Regions from separate parts of the Homo sapiens genome. Here region 2 is linked to region 1. A link is a loop called in an ENCODE intact Hi-C map of the cell type or tissue named here. Cell type or tissue: GM12878. All regions are shown on one strand. Links, peaks and the distances in the headings refer to the core of each region. The heading gives the core; the rest is flanking DNA. Region 1 holds the start of MNX1-AS1 (MNX1 antisense RNA 1 (head to head)). Region 2 overlaps DNAJB6 (DnaJ heat shock protein family (Hsp40) member B6).

Region 1 (9,989 bases), core at 830-8,829:
CGATAGGACTAATTAATTGGAAATAAGAAACGAAAGAATACAATTAAACGAGAAGAGAATCATTTTCTAATTTAATAGAGGGACATTTATAAAGATCACAAGCTAAAAGGCATCGAATGATTCTATCGACATTCTATTAAATCAGCCCCCGCGGTCTGCGTGGGGAGGAGGGCTCCAGGAGTGCCGAGTCCTGGACCTGGGTTCGGTGGCCGCCTGGAGAAGCTCCTGCTACGAACCGAACGTTTGCGCCGATCGGACGCGGCCCTTTCTGCAGAATTTACTCTTCTCAGCCCGAGGCTCAGACCCAGCTACTCAGACCGCCCCAGCCGGGAGAATCCTGCCTCCCTGCCCGGGAGTCCCCGGTTCGCAGATATATTACAACAAAATTACTAATTGGAAAATGAAATTGTCAATAAAGCATACCCCCCGCGTATACAATATCCTTAAATATTAAGATATTTTATTAGACCCATTTCCTAACAATAATTTATTGCAATAAAACAGACACCGCAGGTCCCCTTAAATTGTCTTTTCATAATGAATAAATTTAAGGGGGCTAATTAATATATAAACTAGCCCAATTTGTCAAGTTGATTTGTATTTTAGTTAATTGTGAAAGTAATTACCACATGGTCAAATTAACAGCTTTCTGGAAATGACCAAGCCTGAGGTTTTATTTCCTTCCTGGGTGAAGAAAATTCATTTTTCCAAGCTCTTGATGTGATGAATAAAAGTCATAAATCTGGGTGATTGGTGCAGGCAGAGTCTAAATGGCTTCATATTTCATTTTAGGTTTAATAGAAATATTCATGCTCTGTTTTAATGAAATTAAATTGAAGGGGGATGGGGCCGGGAGGTGGCAGTGGCCGGGGGCTTAAAGGGACAACGCACATTTTCCTTCCCCGCCCCTGAGCCAGGGCGTTGGGGTCACCTCCGCCGGCGGCGGCCGATGGGCTCACTCCTGCCAGCGGGAGCCGAGGGATACCTGGGAGGGCCCTTCCTGCAGCCGCTCACCTGAAGCGCAGGTAGAGCCAGCTACTGGAACCTCAGCCCAGGTGCCCTCGGGCGCGCCCAGCTCCCTCCCACGAGCTTGCGAAGTCACTGAGCAAGTAGGAGTCTGCGCTGGGTGCGGGTTTGATCCCCTTCTGCCTGTCCCCCAAGCTCAGGCCCGCGCTGCCCGGGGTGGGGGGGTCCTAGGGTCCTGCACTCTTCCCCTTAGGTCGCCTCATGGGGACGCGTAGGAGAGATTCGTGGCCGCGGACACTGCGCGGTTCCCAGCTCCCTCCCTCATGCCCTCGCTCTCCACCGCCCTGTGACCTCCAGCTAGGCTCCGCCTCGCGTGGAAACTGTCCCCGACCGAGCCCAGACGCCAGGGCCGGAGCCTTGGAGCCATAGCGCGGAGCCGCACAGGCGCTGCTCCACCTGCAGAGAAAGAGAAGTTTCCGGACACAGTTATGTGCATCCGGGTCGTGGTGCTCGGAGTTAAGGGGGGCCACGCTGTCAGCCCCTCTGCGAACCTCGGGGGAGGCCCGAGGTCCGTCGGGGCGTCCCTCGGCTCCAGGACTGTCCTTGCCGGGCCGGGCCCCTTAATGGAGCTGATCTGTGACTTGTTGATTTCCCCTGAGCAAATAAGGCTTTGATGCAGTTCCAGCAAGAGTGGTTAGCTGATGAATTGACAAAAACTAATCAGCTTTATTGGGAAACAGGTTAAGGGCACGGGCGTGTCAATAACTCTCAGCCTGACCCCCTCGTCCATTAGCTCAGGCAGGCTGATTAGAGTAAGAAGACCCTCTCGCAGTTTGCGCTGAAATCGCTTCCATAAACTCACCATTATTAGCAGTCGATGCGAGCAGCTCATTTAGAGAAGACATCGCAGGCACGCCACATCTATCATCCGGGTTTATGGATCATTATCTCATTTACAGAATGTCGCAGGGTAATATGTTTTTGGCAATAGGCTTGGCCCCGCGCCTGGGCTGGCCGCTCTCTTTTCAGCAGCGTCCCCGGGACCTCCTTCCCCAGCGCCCGGCCTGGAACTCCGCGTGGACGCTTCTCAGGCGGGAAGGGAGGACTGGAAGCCACCCTACACGTGCGCTCTCGCACGCGCGCACCCAGGGCGCACGCTCCTGACACGCTCGCCCACGCGCTCGCCGCAGTCCGGCGTGCCCGGCTGTGAGCCCCGAGGGCCGGCGCGGCAAGCGCCCCTCCAGCAAGCCCCTAGCTCCGAGCCCAGTGTTAGGAGTTGCTCCAACCTCGGAGCCCGGTGCGAGTTCGGGGTTCTGCTCGGGCACCCGCATACCCCAAGCTTGGGTGGCAGCGCAGGTGGCCAGGTGCGTCCCAAGCGGTGCGCGGGCTGCGCTTACCTGTGCCTGAAGGCGACGGCCTCCCTGCTTAGGCCTCAGCCCGCTCGGCCGCGGAGGCCTGGGTGCCCCGGGACCGTCTGTCCCTAGGAAAGCCCCTCTCTACCCTCCCGGCTCCCGGCTCAGCGGGCCTGACCTTCCCTCCCCTGGGCGTGCCGCTCCCCTCCTCCCGGGCTGCGGCTCCGGGGGCCCAGATGCACCCAGGCGCCGGGAGTGGGCCACCTGTTCCGCCGGGTAATTATTTTAATGTAAGGGGCCCAGAGTCACCGGGTTCGCGCCTCTAGCAGCGACAGAAGGCGGCGGGGCTGAGGAACCTTCTCCAGCCTTTCAATGGAATTTCCCAGATGGGCCGAGGGGAAGCCGGGGCGGGTCACCAGGGGCCCTTTAACGAGTTCATTAGCCAAATTATCTTGCCTGCAGCACAGGGCCCCGGAGACTGCGGGGAGGGTGGGAGCAGAGGGCTGGAGGGTCTTTCTCCCTCCCACCTCGGTCTCTGCAGAAACAGCGGAGAGGGGCCTGTGTACAGAAGACAAGAGAAAAGACCCAGCCGGCCCAGCTGTTGCAAGAAAGGATCCCAGTGTGCGTTTCTGCTGCAAACACGACACCCCCTGTTGTTCCACTGGGAGGAGCCCAGCCCAGTCAAAGGCCAAGTGGGAAAATAAATTACTAGAATCACGCAACAAGGAGGTTATAATATAATAACTAATGCCATCAACCCCGATTATGGACGCAGCCCTGGTCTACGGGGCTTGTGGTCAGAGCTGGTGACACTCTTCGTGCCTGGGTCCTCAGCCGGTTTGCCCCTCGGTGAGGCAGAGGGCGGCCCATGCTGCTCCCAGGTGTGGTGTAAGCACTGGCTGAGGCTGCAGAAGGCCGCTGAAACCCCTGAGCATCTGGGGCCTCCTGGCAGGGATGGGCACTCTAGTGGCTCGGGAACTGTCCAGAGTCCATCTTAAATCTGCCCCCACCCCACACACCCTTACTCTGTGTGTGACGGTGGCTTCTCCATGTCCACATTCTCTCTGGTAAAATATTCCCAGTTCAAATGGTGAGGTGGGCAGCAGGTTCTTTTTTTCAGACAGTCTTGCTCTGTGGCCCAGGCTGGAGCGCCATGGTGCAATCCTAGCTCACTGCAGCCTCACCTCTACCCCTGGGCTCAGGCGATTCTCCTGTTCCAGCCTCCCAAGTAGCTGGGACCACAGGCACATGCCACCGCACCGGCTAAGCAGCGGGCTCTTGGCAGATTAGCTTCCCAACCCAGTTAGAAAGCAAAGGGGAGAGAGATGGGGTGCGGGGAGAAAAGCTGCCCTGGGAAGGGGAAGAGTGGGGAGAATGCGAGGCAAAGCAGCCAGGTCCCACCGGCATATAGAGCCCCTCCCAGGCGGGCCCCCAGCCCGGGACATGAACACTGTTGGGGGCGGGGAGGGCTCTTCAGGACTTGAATGCGTGCACCTGTGAGAAGAGCTTAGGCAGGGTTGCCAGAGGTGAACTTGACCACAAACACCATCCTGGGGAATTCCCCCTCCCCCACTGCCACAGCTCTGGGAAGTGGCCTAAGAGGAGGTCTCTCTCTCTCTCTCTCTCTTTCAGCCACCAGCAGCTGCAGCTTTTGCCACCTCAGCAACTACTAAATAGACCAATTAGTGCAGACTTCCTGCCATTATCGAACATGGACTTGGACATTAGTGCGCCACTATTCAGCCATAATTTCGAGTCAGAATGCGCTAAAAAATTCACACACTGAAGCATTCAAATGTCCCTGAGCCACATCTGTGTGTGTATTTGTGCTTCTTCCCTGTGTGTTTCACCCACCCAGCAGCCCGCAGGGCAGTAGTCACCATCCAGGCGCGATGGACGCCACCTTCTGTGACTCTGTCGAGTTGTATGTTGTCTGCGTTGTTCCCGGGTTGCAGAGCTGCCGGTATCTGTCAGTGTAACCCTCTCCTCCTCCCACTAGGGTGGGTGGGGGGAACAGGTGGGTTCTAAAGGAGTGCCTGGGCGCCCAGGCCAATGCTACCAGAAAGCAGTGTGGAGCCTTTGCAAAGAGTGTTGATTCCAAAACACATTTTCCGTGGAGGCTGGAGGCTGGGCTCTGGTAAAGCATGCAGGCAGTGCTCTCAGCCTCGCCATAAAGATCTCCTCTTTGCAAGACTCACGTAGCACTGTGGCCCGCAGGCTAGTGTCTATCTGGAGGGTAGTTCTGCTGCAGCATTCTGGGAAAAGTCCAGCTTATGCATGTGTTTGGTGGCTACCTTTTTTCTGCCAACAGTCTGCAGAGGGCCCTGCGTGAATCTGGAATAAAATAAAACAAAATAAAATGTTTGTAGCAAAGAGAAAAAGACTCCAGAGAAGGCTTTCATTTCTGTGGAGGGTTGTTATTCCCCCAAAACAATGAAAGGGGCTCAAAGGAGCCTCTCTTCCCTCCCAAGGTTTGTTTCTCTTTATGACACAAGAAGCTTCGAAGAGGCTGGAAAGGATTTCACCTTGTGTCAGAAGGAGACCTGGGCCAGAAGCTGAGCCCAGGGTGGCCAGGCCTGTCCCTTCCCTTCAGGGTCCAGGGAAGCTGGGAGGCTGCCCAAGGTCTGGAAGGAAGCAGAGATTTTTGTCTCTGGAGGAAATTTCCAAAAATAGAAGGCCCCTGGGTCACTGAATTTGACTAATTTAAATCCTGTGGCATCTCCCTAACTTCTCGCCAAGCCCCCCTGGTAGGGGCTGGTTGTTTGCAGCCAGGGCTGGGCTCAGAGGAGAGGGTCAAGCCAGTGACTTGGGGTGTTCTGGGGGGCTCACATTGCCAGTGCAGCCTGGGTGGTGCTGGCCATGCGAGAGGAGTCGGGGTGAGGGTGCCCTCTAAAATGGCAACAGGAAATCCAGGTTGCAGGGAGAGGCTGAGGAGGAGGGGCTGAGGGAGAAAACCCATAGAGCGGAGCACACAGCAGACCTGGGCCCACCTCAGGCCCCGCCTCGGTTTGAGGGTTTGAGCTGCAGGTCTTTGGGTTGCTAATCCTGAGCCTACCCTTTCCAGACTCCTTTAAGGCCCAGCTCCCAGGGGCCATAGAGGAGGTCAGCAGATCAAAGGACAGCATGAATGACTTGATGCCTTTGGCCCCCATTGCTCTGAAGGGGCTGGGGTTGGTGGGGGGACCTGAGCAGATGTCCCCAGCTCCGGTGAGCCTAGGCCCTCTCCACAGATTCTCCTTCCCTCTGAGCTCCAGGAAGGAGGTCGGAGCATCTCCCAGCAGTTCCTGCTCTGACCCTCTGGGCTCCCACTCCAGCCTAACTAAGCTACTTCCTGTGCCAGGGGCAAGTCCCATCTCAAACTCGTGCTTAGGTCCCTCCGGCCAGTTACACAGCATCTTCATGCCTGTTTCCTGAAGAAAGCCTTGACAGTTTACATTGAAACGGAACTGCATGAGTCCCCGAAGACCACATGGCTTCAGCAGGACAGGACTAATGTGCCTGGGCCCCTCTGCAGCCAAGTCCTCTCTGTTGGCCCTGGGCTTCAGTTTTGGAAATGCAAGATCTGCCCCCTGCTTCAGCCACCCAGTGCCCTTCCAGGCAACTGCTCCATTTCACATGGAAAAAAAGCAATATCTAAATGATAAATAAATGCATGATACCTGCCTCGCATCTTGTGAATATGTGAATGTACAGGTTTTTTCCCCAGTCCTCACGGGTTCCCAGTTGTGTGTGTAAGTCCAGATGTAAACAGACACAGACTACAACGGCGTTTTCTTTTGTGATGGTTTGTAGAAATCACCATCTCCTTCCCAAGTAGTGGAAGGAAGGGCAGCTGCAGGCACTCTTCAGTTCCTTAACAGGAGGCCTGTAGAAAGCAGGCTCCCGCGCTGGGCAGGGAGGAGCTGTGGTGGGGGCCAGCTGATTAGGGTGCACCAGGCCCTCTCTGCCTGTCTTGAGAAACCAAGAGCTCCAGGGAGAACTCTCCAGGGCTGAGTTCTGCCCCTGGGGCCGCTGGAGAGAAAACTCACCTGGAGACTCAGGTTTGGTAGCACTACTAGGATCAGACCTTTGATCTCTCTTTGTGGCCCTTCCCAAGACCCAAGCCCAGCTCCAGACTGCCCCAAAGCCAGCTGGGCTGGATCAATACAGATACTGGGAACAGGAAGAGACCCAGCAGGCTCCGCCTCACACATTGTAAACCACACAAAGATCCACACTTCCCAGATAGCTCCCTCTCTCCCCCACACCTGCCTCTCTCCATGCAGCTTTACAGAGAACCTCCTTTTTATATTAACATATTCTTAAATATAAGCAGAACATCTGATCATTTTAAGGCCCTATAGCTCCTTAGAGTCCATTTGGTCCAACCCCTGCTTCTGTAGACAAAGAAACAAATCCATCGAGATAAGGAGCTTCAGATTCCTGAAATGGCACCTCAGCCAGAGGGGCGGTCCGGACAGGACGCAGGGCTGCTAGGCTAGGCCTCCTCGGACAGCCTTGCACAGCCCCACAGGTGGTACAGACACCTGAAGGACCTGCACACGTGTTGTCCTGTCTGTGTTTTCAGGGAGGTGTCCTCAGCAGGTCTCAGGCAGAATAGAAACATGAGACAGGGTGTGAAGGGGTTTTGGACCATGGTTATTACAGAACAAAAAGGGGTGAAATTAATTCCTCTAGGAGTTAAAAAAAAAAGCCAGAAAACACCCACTGTGATTTTGTTGAAGGAGATGGCTGATGTCATGAGTCTAGACTACACACCCCATCACCAACTAAAATCACCCTGGCAGTGTGTATTTTTGGTTGGAGAGAGGAACAGCATCTTCTCCAAGGTCCATCCTGGGAGATTTCTTCTGCAGCCACTCCCTTCCCCCAGCTCCCTAAATCATTGACCTCAGGACCAAGCAATCTGCCCCCAGCAGATGGGGGTGATGAGAAGAGAAAGGCAAGTCAGCCTTGGTGCCAAACCCCTGGAGGAGGAGGCCAAGGCTGTGTTCTCTACCCTGGGGAGGCAGAGTCACAGCTAGGGCTTCCTGCCTGGGACAGGTGGCTAAGAATCTCTGGTCTCCTTTACAATCCTTCCCTCCCCAAAAAGAAACAGATGGGATGGGGACTCAGGGCTAGGTGTACCTGAAAGCTTTGAGGGCAGCAGGGTGGGAACAGTGTGGCCTCTGCAATCAGACCTGGTCCCACTCCCAGCTCTAAGGCCAAACTGTCTGCTGGGAACAAGGATCCCAAACTCTCTGAACTTGTACTCTAGAAAATGGAGATGATAGCCCGGGCACGGTCGCTCATGCCTGTAATCCCAGCACTTTGGGAGGCTGAAGTGGGTGGATCACCTGAGGTCGGGAGTTCGAGACCAGCCTGACCAACATGGTGAAACCCCATCTCTACTAAAAACACAAAAATTAGCCTGGCCTGGTGGCACATGCCTGTAATCTCAGCTATTGGGGAGGCTGAGGCAGAAGAATCGCTTGAACCTGGGAGATGGAGGTTGCAGTGAGCCATGATCATGGCATTGCACTCCAGCCCGGGCAACAAGAACAAAACTCCATCTCAAAAAAAAAAAAAAAAAGTGGGGGGCGCCTGGCGCGGTGGCTGACTCCTGTAATCCCAGCACTTTGGGAGGCCGAGGCGCGCGGATCAGGAGGTCAGGCGATCAAGACCATCCTCGCTAACACGGTGAAACCCCGTCTCTACCAAAAATACAAAAAAAAAAAAGAAAGAAAAGAAAATGGAGATACGGAGATGATAAAAATCTTCCTTCTAGTGTCATAGTGAAGATTACGGATGAGAATTGCAGAAAGCTCATAGCACATAGTAGGTGTTCAAGAAATGCGCGTGTTTCCCTCTCTCCAGTGAGAGGTAGAACTGCATTTGTGTCACCACAAAGACATCTAAAGGCACGACAAACTCCATGTGAATGCCTGGGATTTCTTTTTACCAGTGGTCGGCTCTGCAAAGCCAGATCACATTTACTCCAAGTTGCAGTTACTCATCCATTGCCATCCTCCTAACCTTCCAACCAGTCCTGTGCATCTGGGAACTACCCTGTGTTATAATGAAAACGATACCACTCATGGCAACAGAGTCACTGTCATCAACTCTCGCCTAGGTCAAAAGCCTTTTGAGGAGAAGTGGCAAGGTCTCTATATTTGCCTTTTTAAAAATCCCTCTTGTAGCAACCTGGCGTGCTAATTTTGAAGTTTACCTGGCACTGAGTTTCTCTTTGGCTCTCTCCCCTCTCCACAGCCCCTTCCGGTCCTTTATTCACCTCTCACCTGCATAGCAAGCCCTGGAACCTGGAACTCCCTCCCAGTTCTCACGCTTGCTGGGGAAGATAACTGGGTCTAATGGCGCTATTGACAAAGCCTGGTGTTGATGCCGCTTGACTTCCCGACCCCTGTGTGGATTCTTTCAGCTTCAAAAACGCCCTTGGAAGTGGTTTTACTGTAAATATTTGAAGTGTGCGTGTGGGGGAGGGGTGAGACCTGGATGCTCACTCCGTGCCTCGCTCACTCACGGGAAGCCCTTTCCTCTCCACTTCCCAGGAGGCCCCGGCAGCACGAGAGACATAGCCTTTCCCCGCTCCTGCCCGGGGACTGGCCGGGGGTCGCAGCGGCAGGGCTTCCGAAGGATGCCGGGCCCCACGGGTTTTTCAGGGCCGAGGTGTGTGGGCCTTGACTCCCGCAAGCCCATGGGCATCCCTCGGCAGCGAGGAAGAGCCTTGTCACCGAGGACCCGCTCCACTGAGCAGGCACGTGGGCGACGTCTGCAAGCCGACTTGGGTTCTGCAGGCCAGAGCGCCCAGATCTACCGTCTCCGCCTTGACTGGGGCAGGGGCTCCCAGAGAGGATTCGTGGAGGCCAAACTCACACTCACATGCGCGTTTACACCCCCACACCCCCGCACACACACCTGAAAATGCGGGGCCTTCCCATAGCAGATAAGGTTCGACCTGCAGAGCTTTGGCCACGGGGACAAAACCCTCCCCTGCTGCGCCCTGGAGGCCCGAGAGCAGGGAGGGCTTGGGAAACACCACGGTCTTCAGTGCGCTGCCGTCGCCTCGCAGAGCGGCCAGGTCTGCGCAGCGTGGGCGCTCAGGAGCGTGGAACCACCGCGCTCCGCAAGGCAGACGTGGACCCACTCCAGCGCCGACAAGGAGGCCGGAGAGGACGCGCGCAGCTGGCTCCAGGGACCAACCAAGTCCGGAGGGGCCCACGTGTCTCGGGAGCGGGTCTTGGGCCGCCGCGGGGCTCTCCAGGGGCCCGGGGGTTGCCAGTGCCCGCCGTCCGGCTCCGCACCCAGGGGAGGGCGGGCAGAGGCCCCAGGTTGAGCCTCGGAGTATCCACTCCCCGTTGGTGTCCCCGCCCGCCAGCGCCGCGCAACAGCCCGGGCTGCTTAGGACCTCGCGGCGCGGGGGCGGGGCGGCGGGCGGCCGGGACGGTGACAGGTGCGCCCCTCGGCCAATGGCGGAGCCCGCGGCCCTCCCCGGGCCCCCGCTGCGCGCGCCAATCGGAAGCCGCGCTGAGCTTCAAGTGCGCGGAGGGGCGCGGGTCCCCACCACGGCGGCAGCGGCCTCCGCGCGGTCGCCTGAGGGCTGCAGCGCAAAGAACCGGGCTCCCGGGCCCGGACGCGGGGAAGCACTCGCGTGGGAGTTTGTGCGAGCGCGGC
Region 2 (9,989 bases), core at 1,289-9,288, 340 kb before region 1:
GTGGGGGTGAGCAAGGTCAGAATGATCACACACAACGGGGGCAAGCACGCCACATGCACAGTGACCTGAGTCCCGCAACCTCCTCTCTCCCAGGTTCCTCAAACCCAGGATGTCTAGTCCCGCTTTTAAAACAGCCATCCTAGGAGAAACTACTAGAAGCCCTGGAGCTCCCCAGCACTCGTGGTTACCTAAATCAATTCAAATCTTCACGAGAAAAGTAAAAATCTCTTAGAAGGGCCCAAAATCCAGTAGGCATCAAAAACAAGTCACTTGAGTCCATACTGTGCTACCCTGAGGAGGATCCCAACACCCACTCCGCATTCCGGCATGCCCGCTCAGGGTCCTTCAGCAGCTCGCTGTCACTCACCATCCGACAGCACTTCATATGCCTCCGCTACTTGCTTGAATTTTCTCTCTGCTTCTTCTTTATTCTCAGGATTTTTATCTGGATGCCACTTCAGTGCCAGTTTCCGATATCTTGGAAAGAATAAAGGATATAGATCACATTCTAAATCCAGAAATCAACTATGCTTTTGAAACTAACATCATTAACCACGAGAATGGCTTCAGAGCTGCCAACTGGTGAGATGAATACTGGTTTTAACTGTAAAACCTCCCTTTCCTCTACAATGAAATACACAAAGTTCTAAAATCCAGATAGCCAGGCGTAGTGGCGTGCAGCCACAGATAGACCCAGCTACTCCAGAGGCTGAGGCGTGACAACTGCTTGAGGCCAGGAGTTCAAGGCTACAGTGAGCTATGATCACACCACTGCAGTCCAGCCTGGGCGACAGAACAAGACTGTCTCAAAATTAAAATTGTAAAAATACTCATTAAAGTAAGTTTTAGAATAAAAATCCTGATAGCATAATACAAACGAACCTCTAGAGATAGAAAAATAAAGATCACAGTGTCCACAACGTGGACTGACAGTGACAAGACTGAGCAAGTATGTGAAGTAAAGGAGAAAGGCCAGGCGTGGTGGCTCATGCCTGTAATCCCAGCACTTTGGGAGGTGGGCAGATCACCTGAGGTCAGAAGTTCGAGACCAGCCTGGCCAACATGGAGAAACCCCAACGCTACTAAAAATACAAAATTAGCCGGGCATTGTGGTACTTGACTGTAATCCCAGCTACTCAGGAGGCTGCGGCAGGAGAATCACTGGAACCTGGGAGGCAGAGGTTGTGGTGAGCCGAGATCGCACCATTGCACTCCAGCCTGGGCAACAAGAGCGAAACTCCGTCTCAAAAAATTTTTAAAAAGGGAAAAAAAGGCCTGGGTCACTGAGCAGCAAGATCCAACATCACCATTCATATCCTTCCATGTTCTGATTCCCAGGACCCTACTTCCTCAGCCAGCCCCACTACCTAGCTCATCTGTGTGCCAAAGGTGAATCACCTGCCACCCAACAGGCCAGGATCTCAGAATCTTTCAAACACCCTCTGTGCCAGATTCAAGATCTAAACAGAGTTAAAACACTGACTTCTACAAAGATTCTATGACCAAGGTCATATTCTGTTGCAGAGTTCCAACTGACCAAATAATTGCACGCTATTTAAATACAAAAAAAAAGGCCGGGTGCAGCGGCTCACACCTGTAATCCCAGCACTCTGGCAGGCCGAGGTGGGTGGATCACCTGAGGTCAGGAGTTCGAGACCAACCTGGCCAACATGGCAAAACCCCATCTCTACTAAAAATACAAAAAGCCGGACATGAAGGCACGCACCTGTAATCCCAGCTACTCAGGAGGCTGAGACAGAAGAATTGCTTGAACCCAGGAGAAAGAGGTTGCAGTGAGCCAACATCGTGCCACTGAACTCCAGGCTAGGTGACAGAGCGAGCCTCCGGCTCAACATGAATGCATGAATGAATGAATGAATGAATGAATGAATACAAAAAAATCCTCTAGTCTAATTAGCAAAACCTAAGCAGCATATATTCAAAAGGAGGGTAACGTTAAAAAAGAGAAGCAGCATACCCCTCAAAATTTCAGACTAGTATACTAATCTGACAGTGCTTTTAACACTAGGCAAGTTATTACTGTAAAGCTGTTGTGGCTCAATTTAACTTACAACATGTTCAACAAAACCTTGGCTTAACCATACTAAAATCTGATTAAAGCTGGAGTCCAGAATACTTAACAGTAATTTATGTCACTGTGGACCTAAACAAACATGTAGCAGCCGGGCGCAGTGGCTCATGCCTGTAATCTCAGCACTTTGGGAGGCTGAGGCAGGCAGATCACGAGGTCAAGAGATCGAGACCATCCTGGCCAACATGGTGAAACCCCGTCTCTATTAAAAATATAAAAATTAGCTGGGCATCATGGCAGGCGCCTGCAGTTCCACCTACTCGGGAGGCTAAGGCAGGAGAATCGCCTGAACCTGGGAGGCAGAGGTTGCAGTGAGCCGAGATCACGCCATTGAACTCCAGCCTGGGTGACATAGCGAGACACCGTCTCAAAAAAAAAAAAAAACGTGTAGCAGTGGATCAAATAACCCTAAATGTGCCAGAAATCCTCAGTCAAAAATAACAGACCATACAAAAGACAAAAGAGAAAAAATGATTAGTGTGCAGTACTACCTATCATCTAGTGTTCATATGAAAACTTGGCAATGGATGAGAATGCAGGACAAGATTCAACTGTGTATGCCCCAGTCATACACTACTAAAATATTTAAAAATCAAGGTGTAATACAACACGATATGCAAGTGTAAACAGTGCCAAATGACTTTGAATGTTGACCTTCAGATCTGTTGGACCTGCACACCAGTACTTCAGCACCAAGGAAGGAAGGCCCATGGTGTGTGACTCAAACCCAGGAAGAGTCTGGTATCTCAGGAGAGATGCAGAACAGGTGGCAGCCACAGACCTTTAAGTCTTCAATCAAAAACTGTCAACACACAAAGCCAAGGGTACACAAGATAGACTAACAGCACGCCCCCATAGCTATCATTCTGCTCATTTTTAAAAGTCAGCATTTATACAACTGTACACTCAGGAGTGCAGGAAATCTCACTGCTTTTAAAGGTAACAGCCTTTTCTAAATTCCTACTTCAACGTCATGCTAGAGACACTCAGCAACCTGTATGTTCTCAGAAACAACTAAAACCAATCTACTCTCTAATGACCTCTATCATAAAGGTATGTAATTTCCATCATTACTGAAAGCACTGTACACATATTATGCTTATCCATTGATAAGGGCTGGCTATGTCCCCACCCAAATCTCAACTTGAGTTGTAACTCCCAGAACTCCCAGGTGTTATGCGAGGGACCCAGGGGGAGGTAACTGAATCATGGGGACTAGTCTTTCCCGTGCTATTCTCCTGATAATAAGCCTCACAAGACCTGATGGGTTTATAAGGGGTTTCCGCTTTTGCTTCTTCCTCATTCTCTTGCTGTCGCCATGTAAGAAGTGTCTTTCGCCCTCCTCCATGATTGTAAGACCTCCCCAGCCATGTGGAACTGTAAGTCAAATTAAACCTCCTTTTCTTCCCAGTCTCAGGTACGTCTTTATCAGCAGCGTAAAAACAGACTAATACATCCATTAACTTATTCGAGAGGAGTAAGGTATTCCCAACTGTCTTCGTCTTATAATCTGTCAAGTATGCCTGGCTGTTAACATTACTGATAAGAATAGTGTGAGCCTCAAGTGTGCAGCACAGGCTTCCTCACAGTGTGGGAAACCTCACTCTACTAGTGACAGCATCAGGGCCTGCCTGACCTCTCCTCAGTAGACTGCTTCTACTAGGTTCCTCGGCAGAGGTTTCAAATAACCTTCAGGCAACGTCAGCCATCCTGACTTGGCTTTTTTGAGACAGGGTCTCGGCTTGGTTGCCCAAGCTGGAACACAGTGGCACGAACATAGCTCACTGCAGCCTCAACCTCCTGGGCTCAAGCAATTCTCCTGCCTCAGCCTCTGGAGCAGTTGGGACTACAGGCATGTGCCACCACACCCAACTATTTTTTTTTGGTCAAGACAGTATCTCATTTTGTTGCCCAGGCTGGTCTCAAACCCCTGGGCTCCAGTGACCCTCCCACCTAGGCCTCTCGAAGTGCTAGGATTAGAGGTGTGAGCCACTTGCCTGGCCGTAATTTAGCATTTTAAAATGAACTATCTCAGCTACACACAGTGGCTCACAAATATAACCGCAGCAATCTGGGAGGCCAAGGCAAGAGAATCGCTTGAGCCCAGGAGTTTGAGACCAGCCTGAGCAACATATTGAGACTCTGTATTTTTATTAAAATTTAAAAATTAAGCAAAATGAACTATTTGGCCCCCAAAAAAGTTAATTCTATCTTCAGACCCACTAAGTCTAGCAGTATAGACACTCCATTATTTATTAACAATTTTTTTAAGTTGGTTCCAACTATTCCAGGCTAACTGCTCTCTAGCTATGTTAAAATCTAACAATCTGTTTCATGACGTCTTTGCTGTATACTCTACATTCACAGTTAACACCTCATTAATTAAACAGACTAAGGTTACCGTGAGAGCCTTCTGTGGCTGAACTGCCCTCCTCACAATGGCCAGGCCCTGGTCACACAGATGCAGGTACCACAGGCAGCGCTGCAGTTCTCGAACTTTCATATGAATCAGAAGGGACTCCAGTGGCATAGGCCGGAGCCCAACAATCACAACAAGAAAATTTGAGTGCTATGTACTCTGGGCCCCTGCCTTCCAAAGGGGCACTCAAGAATGCCAAGTCAGCTCCATTTTCAAAGTCCAATGTAAAAGATGTTTGGGATTATCTCACATCCTCAGTGAAACAATCATCAACTTCAGATATAAACCAAGTGACTGACTAATGAAGAGCAAAGCCCAGGCCTAGACTGCAAATGCTCGTTAACTGCTCTGTCAAATTAAACTATGTGGCATTCAAAGACTGGTATACTACATTAAAAGCCATTTTCATAGGCAATAGAAGAAGTTATACTACTCAATTACCAATGTACCACTGTGAAAATGCATTACCACAGAAATAAAACTACTTACGCCTTTTTAATATCCTCGGGTGAGGCATGTCTCTGCACGCCTAGAACTTCATAGTAATCCACCATGTTTTACGAGATTGTTGGAATGGGTCCTGCAAGTAAAAACAGGTGGTCAGTGATGAGGCTGCTGGGGATGGGCAAATCACGGTGGTGGGATGGGTCTGGAGAGGGAGGAAGGGGTGGTGTCACCTTAGCACCTACTGGCCTACAGAGGGAACTTCCACTAGAGCTAACCACTAGCCTGCTGGGCCAAGACCTTGTCTGGGAACTGGTTCCCAGATTCATGCCCTAAGACCCTTCTAGAGACGGGGAAAAAAGCTCTGAAATAGCCTAATAATAGCCTAAACTAAACAACAGGTGACTCTAGGCAGAGACTCCGTGCCACTTGACCACTAGCTGACAAAGTCTGTCATGTGTTCCTAGACACGGTCTGTGCTCAGGGAACGTCAGTTACCTCTTTCATTCAATGCATTCCTGTGCCAGGCATCGGGCAAGACCACGGGGCTCCAAGGACAAACACGTTGTCCCTGCCCTGAACTAACTTCACATGGGAACAATAGAAAGCCATCCTTCCACCATTCTGTCACCCACACGAGGGAACAGCAAAAGCCCTCCCACACATCTCCCAAGAGAGAAAGACCTTTGACTACACAGCAGTTAGCGTTAACTTTACCCTCTGGTTCCAAGCTCCCATCCATTCCTCTACCAAAGAAATACAATATTGCCCTGTTGACCACACTAATTAGATAGTATCACTACCGAATGGAAGGTGGAAAACCAGCAGCAGAGATTCATTCTCTAAGTTCCCCTATGGATTACGTGGTTCAACCTTGTTACTTCCCCGGGCAGTAAAATGTACAATGAAACCCATTCTGCTTCTGCCAGCTCTAATGGAGGATGTAGCCTCTGGTCCCACAAGGAGGAACTACGCACACTGCTGCTTTAAGATGTGACGTTTCCTAACCAATTTACTTCTTTCAATTTGACTGGCTAACCTACTCTTTTAAAACAACAATCAAGAATCTGCACAGCCGGGCGCGTGGCTCACACCTGTAATCCCAGCGCTTTAGGAGGCCGAGGGAGGTGGATCACTTGAGGTCAGGAGTTCGAGATCAGCCTGGCCAACATGGTGAAATCCTGTCTCTACTAAAAATACAAAAATTAGCCGGCATCGTGGTGCACACCTGTAGTCCCAGCTACTCGGGAGGCTGAAGCAGAATTGCTTGAACCCAGGAGGCAGAGACTGCAGTGAGCTGACATCGTGCCACCAGACTCCAGCCCATGCCACCGGACTCCAGCCCGGGCGACGGAACGAGGAAGGAAGGAAGGAAGGAAGGAAGGAAGGAAGGACGGAAGGAAGGACGGAAGGAAGGACGGAAGGAAGGAAGGAAGGAAGGAAGGAAGGAAGGAAGGAAGGAAGGAAGGACAACAGTATCACAAAGCCACAAAGACACATCTGTGGAAACTTCAACTCTTGGTTTTTGTTTTTTGTTTTTTTTTTTAATTGAGACAGGGTCTCACTTTGTTGCTGATCTTGGTCTCAAACTCCTGGGCTCAAGGATTCTTCCCACCTCAGCCTCCCAAAGTGCTGGGACTGCAGGCATGAGCCACCAAACCTGGACCTAAAACTCTTGTTTTTATGGAAGTCCTTTCATCAAAAAAACAAAAAACTATAATGGAAATCAGGATCTATTTAGATGTATATAAACTACATTATCAATTCGACAGAATGACTAACATCAAACTTAGAAAAGAAATGTACATCTTCAAATACATGACAGCAAAGATTCTAGGTGTTAAGTTTAATATGCCAACTACAAGATACGGAATTTAGAGTATCAAAATGTTCTTTTTCTTAAGTAGATTTGTTCCCAGTATTTTTAAAATTACAACTTAGAAAAAAACTTGTTCCTATTTTCTTGTAATTATTCCAATTTAACGTTATCAGCTTTGCTGGATACATAATAAAACAAAGATAAAATATTAATTGGAGAATGTGCCTAAGGGTATACCACTGCACAGTTCTTTCCACTCCATTTGGAAATAATCAATATAAAATATTAGGGACTTCATGTAATAAGTTACAAGGTAAGGAACCCCTAGTTATGAAAGATTTCCTCCCTGGTAGTTAGAATGACATGGCAACATACAGGATTCAAGCCACACAGGTCCGACCAGTCTCTAGAGAAAAGACAGGAGTCGACTCCCGTAAGTAGGAACACCGCAATCTTCTTTCAGTAACTAAAAACCTGCCCATCAGTCACAGCACACAAGACAGAGCAGGCAACAAGCAGCAGGAAAGCCAGCGTTTCTTCACGTCTCCCTCATTCCCTTGGCTGAGTGACTACGTGAGGTTATTTTCACTCCAGCTCCAGTTTGCTGCCAACGATCTGAGGTGGCATTTTGGCAGTGATGCCAGTGGCAGTACCTAGCAGAAACAGAGGGAAGCTGCTAATCCACTCTCACTAACAGAACAAGAGCAGAAATCTCAGTACCAGTCTCCCCATGCCAGACATCTGGATCATCCCCTCTGAGCACTATATATAGCAAGAGGCCATTCAATGTGCCACACACCAAGCACACATGCCCTCGCAAGTCCAAACAGCTCATCTTCTATCTGCACTTGTGTGCCTGTGTTTGTGCATATGGTGGTGGGAATGGGAGGAAGACACCTCCCGAGGCAGTGAGCACAGAGGTGAGAACGTGGGTGTGGGTGAGGGCCGCGTGGCCAGCTGGGGAATGCTGTGATTTACTTCACCACCAAAAACACTCTCACTGAAAGCCTGCTCTGTCATGTACGTGCAGCATCCACTAACAGCACTCGGTATTCATGCAGCACTCCATCAAATGGCTAGTTTCCTTACCAAATGAAGGCTACCCTACAAGGAAAGCATAAAGGCAGTATGAGAGCCACCCCCTGGAGTGGATGCCCTCACCTCTGCGCTCCTCCTGCACTGCTTACCCTTAGCCGCTCCACTTCCTTGCCTGGACTCATCCCCCAGTCCTGCTGCAGCTCCCCACTGCCTGCCACTGGAGGCTCTTATTTAAGGTCAGTAAAAAACCCACAGCACCACCCACAGACGTTTCCCAGCTCTCCTTGTCCAACTTCTCTCTCCATCTGCCTTCCACCACCAGCTTTCACCCCTCCACTGGCCCGCTGAAGAAACCACGGGAATGCTGGCCGGGTGCGGTGGCTCACGCCTGTAATCCCACCACTTTGGGAGGCCGAGGCGGGCAGATCACGAGGTCAGGAGATCAAGACCATCCTGGCTAACACGGTGAAACTCCATCTCTACTAAAAATACAAAAAATTAGCCAAGAGAGGTGGCGGGTGCCTGTAGTCCCAGCTACTCGGGATGGTGAGGCAGGAGAACGGCGTGAACCCCGGGAGGCGGAGCCTGCAGTGAGCCGAGATCGCGCCCGCGCCACTGCACTCCAACCTGGACGACAGTGAGACTCCATCTCAAAATAAATAAATAAATAAATAAAAGAAACTACGGGAACGCTAAAGGCTCAAGGCCAACTCTCATCCTACATGTGGGTTTTCATCCTTTCCCATTACATAAATATAATTTACTTAGCAATGAGTCCCAGATGTAAGCTCCAAGCTCAGGCCTCTCCTGGGCACTTCAGACACAAATAGACAGATGACTACTTGACACAGCCACTTGGATGTCCAGCAGACATCCTAAATAGAACACGACCAAAATTTAACTCTTAATCCTCCCCACCTCCTACATACCTGGTCATTTTCTAGTAAATTCTACCTTGAGCTCCGAGGTGCCTGTGAAATGTTCACCTTCGCCAACGTCACTACACTCAGCACACAGACACAAATAAATCACAAAGTTCTGCCGAGTCTACCTCTGAAATAAATGAAATTCATTCACTGTTCTTTATCTTCACCAGCATCATTATCCCTTACCCTGACCTACAGCAGCCTCTAATTTCATCCTGCCCTGTGCTCTCAGAGATGTCAGCTTATAAATGTGCAGATATTGGCTGGGCACGGTGGCACACACCTGTAATCCTGGCACTTTGTGAGACCAAAGTGGGAGGACTCCTTGAGCCCAGGAGTTGGAGACCAGTTCGAAAGCGTGCCACAGCACTCCAGCTTGGGGTGAGAGCGAGACCTGTCTCCAAAAAAATGAAAATAATTTTTTTAAAAAAAAAATTAAAACTAAAAATGAATAGCTGGGCACAGCGGCTCACACCTGTAATCCCAGCACTTTGGGAGGCCAAGGTGGGTGGATCACCTGAGGTCGGGAGTTCGAGACCAGCCTGATCAACATGGAGCAACCTTGTCTCTACTAAAAATACAAAATTAGCCGGGCGTGGTAGCGCATGCCTGTAATCCCAGCTACTCAAGAGGCTGAGGCAGGAGAATCGCTTGAACCCAGGAAGCGGAGGCTGCGGTGAGCCGAGATCGCACCATTGCACTCCAGCCTGGGCAACAAGAACAAAACTCCATCTCAAAAAAGTCGAAAAAAACAAACAAAAATGAATAAATGTGTAGATTATTATCACAACAGATACAATCTGTGGTCCTGCCCTGGACAAAACCAGCTATAAAGTACAGGTCAATTCAGAATTAAATTGAAATAAAAATTTACTATACTGGCTAATGCTAGATCAAGCAAGAAAATTTAAAAAGCTATCCAAAATCACAGACTCAGGCCAGGCGCAGTGGCTCACTCCTATAATTCCAGCACTTTGGGAGGCCAAGGCAGGAGGACTGCTTGAGCCCAGGAGTTCAAGATCAGCCTGGGAAACACAGTGAGAACTCTGTGCAACAAAAAAAAAATTTAAGTAGCTGTGCATGGTGGCATGTGTCTGTCATCCCAGCTACTCAGGAGGCTGAGGTGGGAGGATCACTTGAGCCAGGAAGGTTGTCAAGGCTACAGTGAGTCAGGACTGCACCGCGGCATTCCAGCACAGGCAACAGAACGAGACCCTATCTCCCATCCAAGCACTAACCAGGCCCAACTTA

The links. Hi-C counts contacts between places; a loop is a spot of excess contacts. Peaks named below come from ENCODE experiments on the same cell type or tissue, not always from the same donor. Only the 100,000 strongest peaks of a DNase experiment are listed, where the experiment ranks them.
Region 2: a loop joins it to region 1, with 2.2 times the contacts of the local background. A loop is called at or near these places in 1 of 110 quality-filtered maps.

What each region holds. Positions count from the first base shown.
Region 1 is chr7:157,010,552-157,020,540 of GRCh38, reverse strand. It overlaps MNX1-AS1 (MNX1 antisense RNA 1 (head to head)), which reads right to left and starts at 9,684. Exons shown (of 2, transcript NR_038835.1): 1 at 9,234-9,684; 2 at 4,117-4,652. It overlaps MNX1 (motor neuron and pancreas homeobox 1), which reads left to right and starts at 9,878. Exons shown (of 3, transcript NM_005515.4): 1 at 9,878-9,989. RefSeq lists enhancers at 2,983-3,142, 3,373-3,422, 3,453-3,532, 3,543-3,632, 3,683-3,792 and a silencer at 9,467-9,989. In GM12878, for the core only: no CTCF peak of the experiment used is centred there; a DNase peak (open chromatin) is centred at 3,920; H3K4me3 peaks cover 1,218 bases; H3K27me3 peaks cover 697 bases.
Region 2 is chr7:157,353,649-157,363,637 of GRCh38, reverse strand. DNAJB6 (DnaJ heat shock protein family (Hsp40) member B6) reads right to left here. Exons shown (of 10, transcript NM_058246.4): 2 at 5,001-5,091; 3 at 368-477. The coding sequence starts at 5,065. Among named protein-coding and RNA genes, the nearest start is that of DNAJB6, 22 kb to the right of the region's middle. RefSeq lists an enhancer at 5,814-5,863. In GM12878, for the core only: no CTCF peak of the experiment used is centred there; a DNase peak (open chromatin) is centred at 5,917; H3K27ac peaks cover 1,205 bases.